Linked DNA regions of Homo sapiens: region 2 is linked to region 1. A link is an interaction called in ENCODE POLR2A ChIA-PET data of the cell type or tissue named here. Cell type or tissue: endothelial cell of umbilical vein. All regions are shown on one strand.

What was found. ChIA-PET counts read pairs that join two places held together with the same protein. Peaks named below come from ENCODE experiments on the same cell type or tissue, not always from the same donor. Only the 100,000 strongest peaks of a DNase experiment are listed, where the experiment ranks them.
Region 2: POLR2A ChIA-PET joins it to region 1 with 7 read pairs; 4 of 35 experiments call an interaction of 5 or more read pairs at or near these places.

What each region holds. Positions count from the first base shown.
Region 1 is chr16:22,385,003-22,389,002 of GRCh38, forward strand. It overlaps the pseudogene SLC68A2P. Among named protein-coding and RNA genes, the nearest start is that of CDR2-DT, 12 kb to the left of the region's middle. In endothelial cell of umbilical vein, no CTCF peak of the experiment used is centred here; a DNase peak (open chromatin) is centred at 2,179; H3K27ac peaks cover 279 bases.
Region 2 is chr16:22,265,434-22,269,433 of GRCh38, forward strand. EEF2K (eukaryotic elongation factor 2 kinase) reads left to right here. Exons shown (of 18, transcript NM_013302.5): 14 at 957-1,091; 15 at 1,255-1,443. Among named protein-coding and RNA genes, the nearest start is that of TRL-AAG2-4, 30 kb to the right of the region's middle. In endothelial cell of umbilical vein, no CTCF peak of the experiment used is centred here; no DNase peak of the experiment used is centred here.

The sequences.
Region 1 (4,000 bases):
TACTTGGGAGGCTGAGGCAGGAGAATCACTTGAACCCGGGAGGTGGAGGTTGCAGTGAGCCGAGATCGTGCCGCTGCACTCTGGGCTGGCGACAGAGCAAGACTCCGTCTAAAAAAAAAAAAAAAAAAAAAACAAAGTGAATGCACATTGGCTTTTGAGTAGTATTTGCTGTTATTAAATTTTTAAGTAGTTCTGAAAACAATGAGCTTTTCTACTGATCACCTTCGGTTACTTCACGTAAGTAAAAAAAAAAAAATCAGGGGTCATTTTTGTCTTGTACTGAGGGCAGTAATTTGTTCTACTACACTGAAACATCCTGTGTGTTTTTTTCTTCCTAAATAATTTTAATGATATGGAATGTTCTTAATGACCTGACTGGATATTTTCCCAACAACTCTAAAGCCAAATGCTGTTCAAGTCATCATATTTCTGTCTTGTACTGTGTCCCTTTCTATGCAGCAGCCTTCCTGCTCCCGTGGTTCCCTTGGAAATACTATCAAGAAGGTGACTGGCTTAGTGGACTTCACCTGGTGGTATCATTATGTGCATTTGATAGCATGCCCACCTGTGTCCAACAAGCCCAATGTAAACTGTTTGCAGAGATTTTCACTAGACATGAAAGTCGGCTTCAGCTTATTAAAATTAACCAAGTGGCATCACTTGTGGGCTCTACCAGTATCCTTTTCTATGGCCTGATCTCTAATAACATGGAAATTTTGCCCCATTTCCAGGCTGTTGCCATCGTCATTGCTTTCCTTGCTGCTGCCAGCCTTTACGCTGGGATGTATCACGTGAGGCGTTTCAAACCTAAAAGAAGCCCCAAAGAGAACCTCCTCTTGGAATCTAAACAGAATCTCGCCTGGACTCCTGTCATTTTATCCGTGAGATAGATCTTGCCCCAGAAATACTTTTACCTTTTTCTGATCATGAATTTCTTTCAAGTCTTTAATTTAACCTTTTTCAGCAACTTCATGATGATCTTTGCAGATATTCTCATTCCCAGAGATGTACTATCTTCTTCTATAAGGAGCATTATGTACGGGGCAGGCTTTATTTGCCCACAGGTATGTAATAGTTCTTTATGTTATTTACTATTATTATAATTATTATACTTATGTTCTCTATGATTTATAATTTGTGATAATTTTTCCTGCAGGGATTAGAGATTTAACTCTTAGCTGGATGATGATATTAGAAACCTGATTTCATCAGTAGTTTGAAAAAGTGACACACAGTTTTTTTTTGTTTGTTTGTTTGAGACAGTCTTGCTCTGTCACCCAAGATGGAGTGCAGTGGTGTGATCTCGGCTCACTGCAACCCTCGCCCTCCCAGGTTCAAGCAATTCTCCTGCCTCAGCCTCCTGAGTAGCTGGGATTATAGGTGCACGACACCACACCTGGCTAACTTTTGTATTTTTGGTAGAGACGGGGTTTCACCATGTTGTTCAGGCTGGTCTCAAACTCCTGACCTCGTGATCAGCCTGCCTCGGCCTCCCAGAGTGCTGGGATTTCAGGCATGAGCCACCGCACCTGGCCGACACACAGTTATTAAAAGACCCATAGATTCAGAGCTCCACATATCATACAAGATTCAGTAGAAACATAATGGAAAAAAGAGACAAGGTCAAGCCCACTGGCCCATGCCTATAATCCCAGCACTTTGGGAGGCCGAGGCGGGTGGATCACTAGAGGTCAGGAGTTCGAGACCAGCCTGGCCAACATGGTGAAACCTTGTCTCTACTAAAAATACAAAAATTAGCCGGGCTTGGTTGCGGGCACCTGTAATCCCAGCTACTCAGGAGGCTGAGGCAGGATAATCGCTTGAACCCAGGAGGCGGAGGTTGCAGTGAGCTGAGATCGCACCACCGTACTCCAGCCTGGGTGACAGAGTAAGACTCCATCTCAAAAAAAAAAAAAAAAAAAAGAGACAAAAGGAAAAAAGGAAAGAGTCCCCAATGAGAACCGAATAATGTGATATTTTAAACATTTTTGCTGTGGAATTTTGTTCCTCTCAGCTTTCTCCTTTAAGCCTCAGCAGAACTATGGAAGAAAACAGCTTCCTGTGAGCGTGTCGTTTTGCTTTATTTGGGTGTTTAAGACTTCTGTGACCATCACATGGAAGAACAGTTAGTTGATCAAGTTTCAAAACACTTGGCTAAAAGCCTGAGTCCTGGAATTTCAGAGCACTATTAAAATTCCATGGTCATGATCATTATTGTAGAGGTCATGTCCTCTTAAAAAAATATACTGGTCTGCTGCTTATACCATTTGGAGAGCTGATATGTTGTTCCCCTTAACCTAAATATGTCCTCTAAAAATATGACTTTATCTTGCCTATGATAAAGGTTTTTCCTGTTTTCACAAATGATAAGCAAAACATCTTAGCAATACTCTTCAGGGAAGAGGTTATTCTAGATAGACTAGTTTTTACTGTTTACCAGCTTTCAAAAATCGTTAAGCCATTTGGGATAGAAATAGTTCTAAAATGTTTTAAGTGTTGCCACAATTTCTTTATTTCTATTTATTTATTTATTTATTTATTTAGAGATGAAGTCTCGCTCTGTCGCCCAGGCTGGAGTGCAGTGGCGCAATCTCGGCTCACTGCAAGTTCCGCCCCCCGGGTTCATGCCATTCTCCTGCCTCAGCCTCCCGAGTAGCTGGGACTACAGGCGCCCGCCACCACGCCCAGCTAATTTCTTTGTATTTTTAGTAGAGATGGGGTTTCACTGTGTTTGCCAGGATGGTCTCAACCTCCTGACCTCGTGATCTGCCCAGCTTGGCCTCCCAAAGTGCTACGATTACAGGTGTGAGCCACCACGCCCGGCCTATCTCTTTATTTTTTTAGAGACAGTGTCATGCCCTGTCACCCAGGCTGGCGTGCAGTGGCACAATCATGGCTCACTGCAGCCTTGATCTCCTGGGCTCAAGCTTTCCTCCTACCTCTGCCTCCTGAGTAGCTGGGATCACAGGCGTGCACCACCATGCCCAGCTAAGTTTTTTATTTTTTGTAGAGACAGTGTTTTTCAAGACCAGCCATGTTGCCCAGGTTGGTCTTGAACTCCTGGTGTCAAGCAGTCCTCCCACCTTGGCTTCCCAAAGTGTTGGGATTGCAGGCATGAGCCACAGTGTCCGGCCCACCACAATTTCTTAAGCAAAGTATATAGAATAGAATTTGCCTGTCTGCTATTATCCCAATGTCTTTATAATTACTGTATGTGCCATAATAATGGTAATCCACAGTTTTGAGTGTTTACCCTGTGCCATGGACCATTGCCAAGTGCATTGTGTACATTACCTGACGTGATCCTCATAACAATCTTGGAGGAAGAGATTCTTATTCTTACAGACGAGAAAAGGGAGATGGTACCTTTAGAGCTGTGTACTTTAAGATTCTGTCTCTAAAATGTACTGTGCTTGCATCATTTATTTAGCAGAGTATATCAAATGGAATTTCATGTCTGGCTTATCAGTATAGTCCATGTACTGTGTATGCATGATAAAATGATGCTCTCCTTTCAAAGCAATTTGAAGTTTGTTTGCTCCTCTGTTTAACCACCCAGAATGGGAAGCTGTTTGAGTTCCTGTCTCTGCTTATTATTTGCTATCATATTCTAGGCTATATATGCTTTCTTACTTTAAATCATGTATAATACTTGCCTATAGTTTATCCTCTTCACCAGGTTAAAAAAAAAATTGTTAAACTCTTATGTAAGCCTGGGTGTGGTGGCTCATGCCTGTAATCCTGGCTTTTTGGGAGGACGAGGCAGGCAGATTGCTTAAGCCCAGGAGTTCAAGACTGGTCTGGGCAACATGGCGAAACCCTGTCTCTACAAAATATACAAAAATTAGCCAGACATACTGGTGTGCTCCTGTAGTCCCAGCTATTCAGGAGGCTGAGGTAGGAGGATCACCTGAGCCTGGGGAGGACAAGGCTGCAGTGAGCCGAAATCACACTTATACACTCCAGCACGGGCAACAGAGTGAGACCCTGTTTGTCTCAA
Region 2 (4,000 bases), 120 kb before region 1:
TCTCCCTCTGTCATCTCTCTTCAAATCCTACCTGCTCTCCAAGCCTGGATCCCAGGGCCCCTCGTCCAGGAGCCTTCCCTGGCCTCCACCACAGGCATGACTCTGGCATCTCCCAGAACACTGATTATTTACCCTGTGGTATTTTGTAGCCAGATTAGGATCTTCTCAGTTAGGTATGGAACAGGGTTGCTCAAGCAAGGCACTACTGGCATTCTGGGCTGAATCGTTCCTTGTTGAGGGGGCTACCCTGTGCATTGCAAGATGTTTAGCATGCAAACGTGCACACGCACAGCTGCCTGGCTGTATCCTGCAAGAGCCTTTGGAGGGGGCATCTTTGGCCAGGAGAAATGATGTGTTTTTTAAACCCATTTCCTACAGCAACCTGCTGATGTTGCTCATGTCGTTGTGGTGCCTTGCAGAGGAAAGCAAGGGGATTTGCTGGAAGGTCTGAAGTGGGAGTCTTCTGGTGCCTTATATGGGGAGCTGGCGAAGGGGTTGGTTTAGAGTGAGACCCCCACCCCCAACCAAATCCAGATTGGTAAATGATGGGGAAGCGCTTCCTTGAGCTGCTGAAATCTGTTCCACTGGCTCTTGAATGCATGAGTTGATGGAATTTGAATGATTAAAATTGGAGCTGTATTAGCCGGGCATGGTGGTATGCACCTGTCGTCCCAGCTACTCGGGAAGCTGAGGCAGAAGAATCGCTTGAACCTGGGAGGTGGAGGTTGCAGTGAGCCGAGATTGTGCCATTGCACTCCAACCTGGGCAATAGAGTGAGACTCTGTCTCAAAAAAAAAAAAAAATTGGAGCCATGTTTTGCCAATAAACTTTGACATCGTGAGGGTTCACTCCCCATCTCCCTCCAGCCAGGCTCCTGTGTAGTAGGGGCTGCTGACAGCTGTGATGCTGCGTCCACCCCCAGCCCCTCGCTTCCCTGGCCGGTTCTTTCCCTTCAGGTATGTGTAGAGAAGTGGAATCTCCTCAACTCCTCCCGCCTCCACCTGCCGAGGGCTTCGGCCGTGGCCCTGGAAGTGCAAAGGCTTAATGCTCTGGACCTCGAAAAGAAAATCGGGAAGTCCATTTTGGGGAAGGTATCGGCGATGCCCATTTTGGAGCCCTGTCTGCACTAACCTGGAGCCCCCCAGCTCCAGCCTCTCCTCCGCTAATCACTTCCTCCCGCAGGCTGGCTGGGCGGTCTTGGGTGCGGCTTTGGCCCGCCAGACAGCCAGGCCGACACCGTAGTCTGTGTGGCAGGTCCATCTGGCCATGGTGCGCTACCACGAGGGTGGGCGCTTCTGCGAGAAGGGCGAGGAGTGGGACCAGGAGTCGGCTGTCTTCCACCTGGAGCACGCAGCCAACCTGGGCGAGCTGGAGGCCATCGTGGGCCTGGGACTCATGTACTCGCAGTTGCCTCATCACATCCTAGCCGATGTCTCTCTGAAGGTGAGCAGGTGGCGGGGACCCAGCTGCAGGTGGGGGTGGGACTTGGTCACCCTGTGGTTCACCTGCCTCCCATCCTGGAAGTCATGCATTCACCTGCCTTCTATCCTGAGGTTTATGCATGCCACAAAAATGTCCCAGGCACTGGTTTGGGGGCAGGCCCCTCCAAGTTAGTTGAAACTGGCAGAATCGATCTCTGTCTTTGGAGAGGGAGGGGAAGGTAAGTCACGTTTCCAGGTAATAACGACATGGTGTGATGGGGGAAGCAGAAGACACCAGTGGAAACATGTGAGGAAGGGCTGTAACTGGGGCCTGGAGGGGTTGGTTCAGGCTTCCTGCTCATCAGTTCTGTGTGTATCCCTAGTGGCTGGGGCCTGGCACTGAGTAGATGCTTGGTAGAGATTCGTAGAATGAACAGATGAAGGGATACCTACCTCAGGCCAGAGTGGTGGCTTAAACCTGTAATCTCAGCACTTTGGGAGGTTGAGGCGGGTGGATCACATGAGGCCAGGAGATCGAGACCAGCCTGGCCGACATGGTGAAACCCCGCCTCTACCAGAAAAATACAAAAGTTAGCCGGACGTGGTGGCACACACCTGTAATCCCACCTACTCGGGAGGCTGAGGTGGGAGAATCTCTTGAACCTGGGAGACAGAGGTTATAGTGAGCTGAGATCACACTACTGCACTCTAGCCTGGGCGACAGAGTGAGATCCTGTCTCCAAAAAAAAAAAAAATTGGGGGGGATATCTGCTTTCGACCTGAAGGCCCAAAGGGAGTGAGCCAGGCCAAGTGGGGGAGGTGAGCAGCTCAGGTAGAAGGAACAGCATGTGCTTAGGCCCAGAGGTGAGAGACAAGGTGCACCCGTGTAGCTAGAGGTGCAGGAGCTGAGGCAGAGCTGGAGCTGAAGCAGCAGGGTGTGGACCTGCAGGGAAATTGCGTAGGAGCCTGCTGCTGCTTCTGTCCCTGGTCCGTGAGCAGAGGGAGGAAAGGATTGAATGGGATCTGGCAAGGCCCAGGCAAAGTGATCTTTTCCCAGGAGAAGTTGAGAAGCCCTTGGCGGGCACATCCTCCCATCTGTTCCCATCCTCCCCATCACGTGGGCCAACGTTGCGCATGGACAGGTGGCCTAGGCTCATTGTGGGTGCAGGACATCAGCTCTCCTTGACGGGTTGGTTTGGCTGTGGCCCAGTGGGTGAATGGATCTCAGACTCGAGGGTGGGAAGATACTCCAAAGTCCTTTATTTATTTAGCTTTTTGAATTGGTAATTACATTCATGTGATTAAAAACTTATTTATTTATTGTTTTGTTTTTGTTTTTTTTGAGACAGAGTCTCGCTTTGTTGCCCAGGCTGGAGTGTAGTGGTGCGATCTCGGCTCAATGCAACCTCCACTTCCCAGGTTCAAGCAATTCTCCTGCCTCAGACTCCCGAGTAGCTGGGATTACAGGTGCCTGCCACCGCACCCAGCTAATTTTTAGTAGAGACAGAGCTTCACCATGTTGGCCAGACTGGTCTGGAACTCCTGACCTCAGGTGATCTGCCCACCTCAGCCTCCCAAAGTGCTGGGATTACAGGTGTGAGCCACCATGCCGGACTATTTATTTATTTTAGAGACAGGTTCTCACTCTGTCACCCAAGTTGGAGTGCAGTGGCATGACTGTAGCTCACTGTAGCCTTGACCTCCTGGGTTCAAGCGATCCTCCTGCCTCAGCCTCCTGAGTAGCTCGGACTATAGGCCTGAGCCACCATGCCCGACCAAAGAAGTTTTTTTTTTTAATTTTTAAATATAAAAAGCTTAACGATGGGTGCAGTGGCTCACACCTGTAATCCCAGCACTTTGGGAGATGGAGGCGGGTGGATCACCTCAGGTTAGGAGTTCACAACTAGCCTGCCCAACATAGCAAAACCCTATCTCTACCAAAAATATAACAAATTAGCCAGGTGTGGTGGCATGCGCCTGTAATCCCAGCTACTTGGGAGGCTGAGGCAGGAGAATCACTTGAACCTGGGAGACGGAGGTTGCAGTGAGCAGAGATCACGCCACTGCACTCCAGCCTGGGCAACAGAGCAAGACTCCATCTCAAAAAAAAAAAGCTTTACAGTGAAAAATCTGCCTTCCACCTTCCCCACATCCTCTCATTCTTTGAATAATAGGTAGCCATCATTATTAGTTACTTATATGTAATTCCAGAGTGTATTCACTTCCTAGGACTTCCTTAAGAAATTCCACAAACCAGTTGGCTTATAACAACAGAAATTTGTTCTCTCACAGTTTTGGAAGCTAGAAGTCCAGAAATCAAGGTGTCAGTAGAGCCATGCCTTCCTCTGAAGGCTTGAGGGGAGAATCCTTCCTTGTTTCTTCGGGCTTCTGGGGGTTGCTGGCAATCTTCAGCGTTCTTGGCTTGGCTCACTGAAATCTCTGTCTCCATCTTTCCCTCGTGTCCCTATCTCCCTGTTTCTTCTGCTCTTGTAAAGACAGCAGTCATATAGGATTTAGGGCCCACCTAACATCCAGTGTGACCTCATCTTAATATAACTATTTTTTTTTTTTCAGTCTTG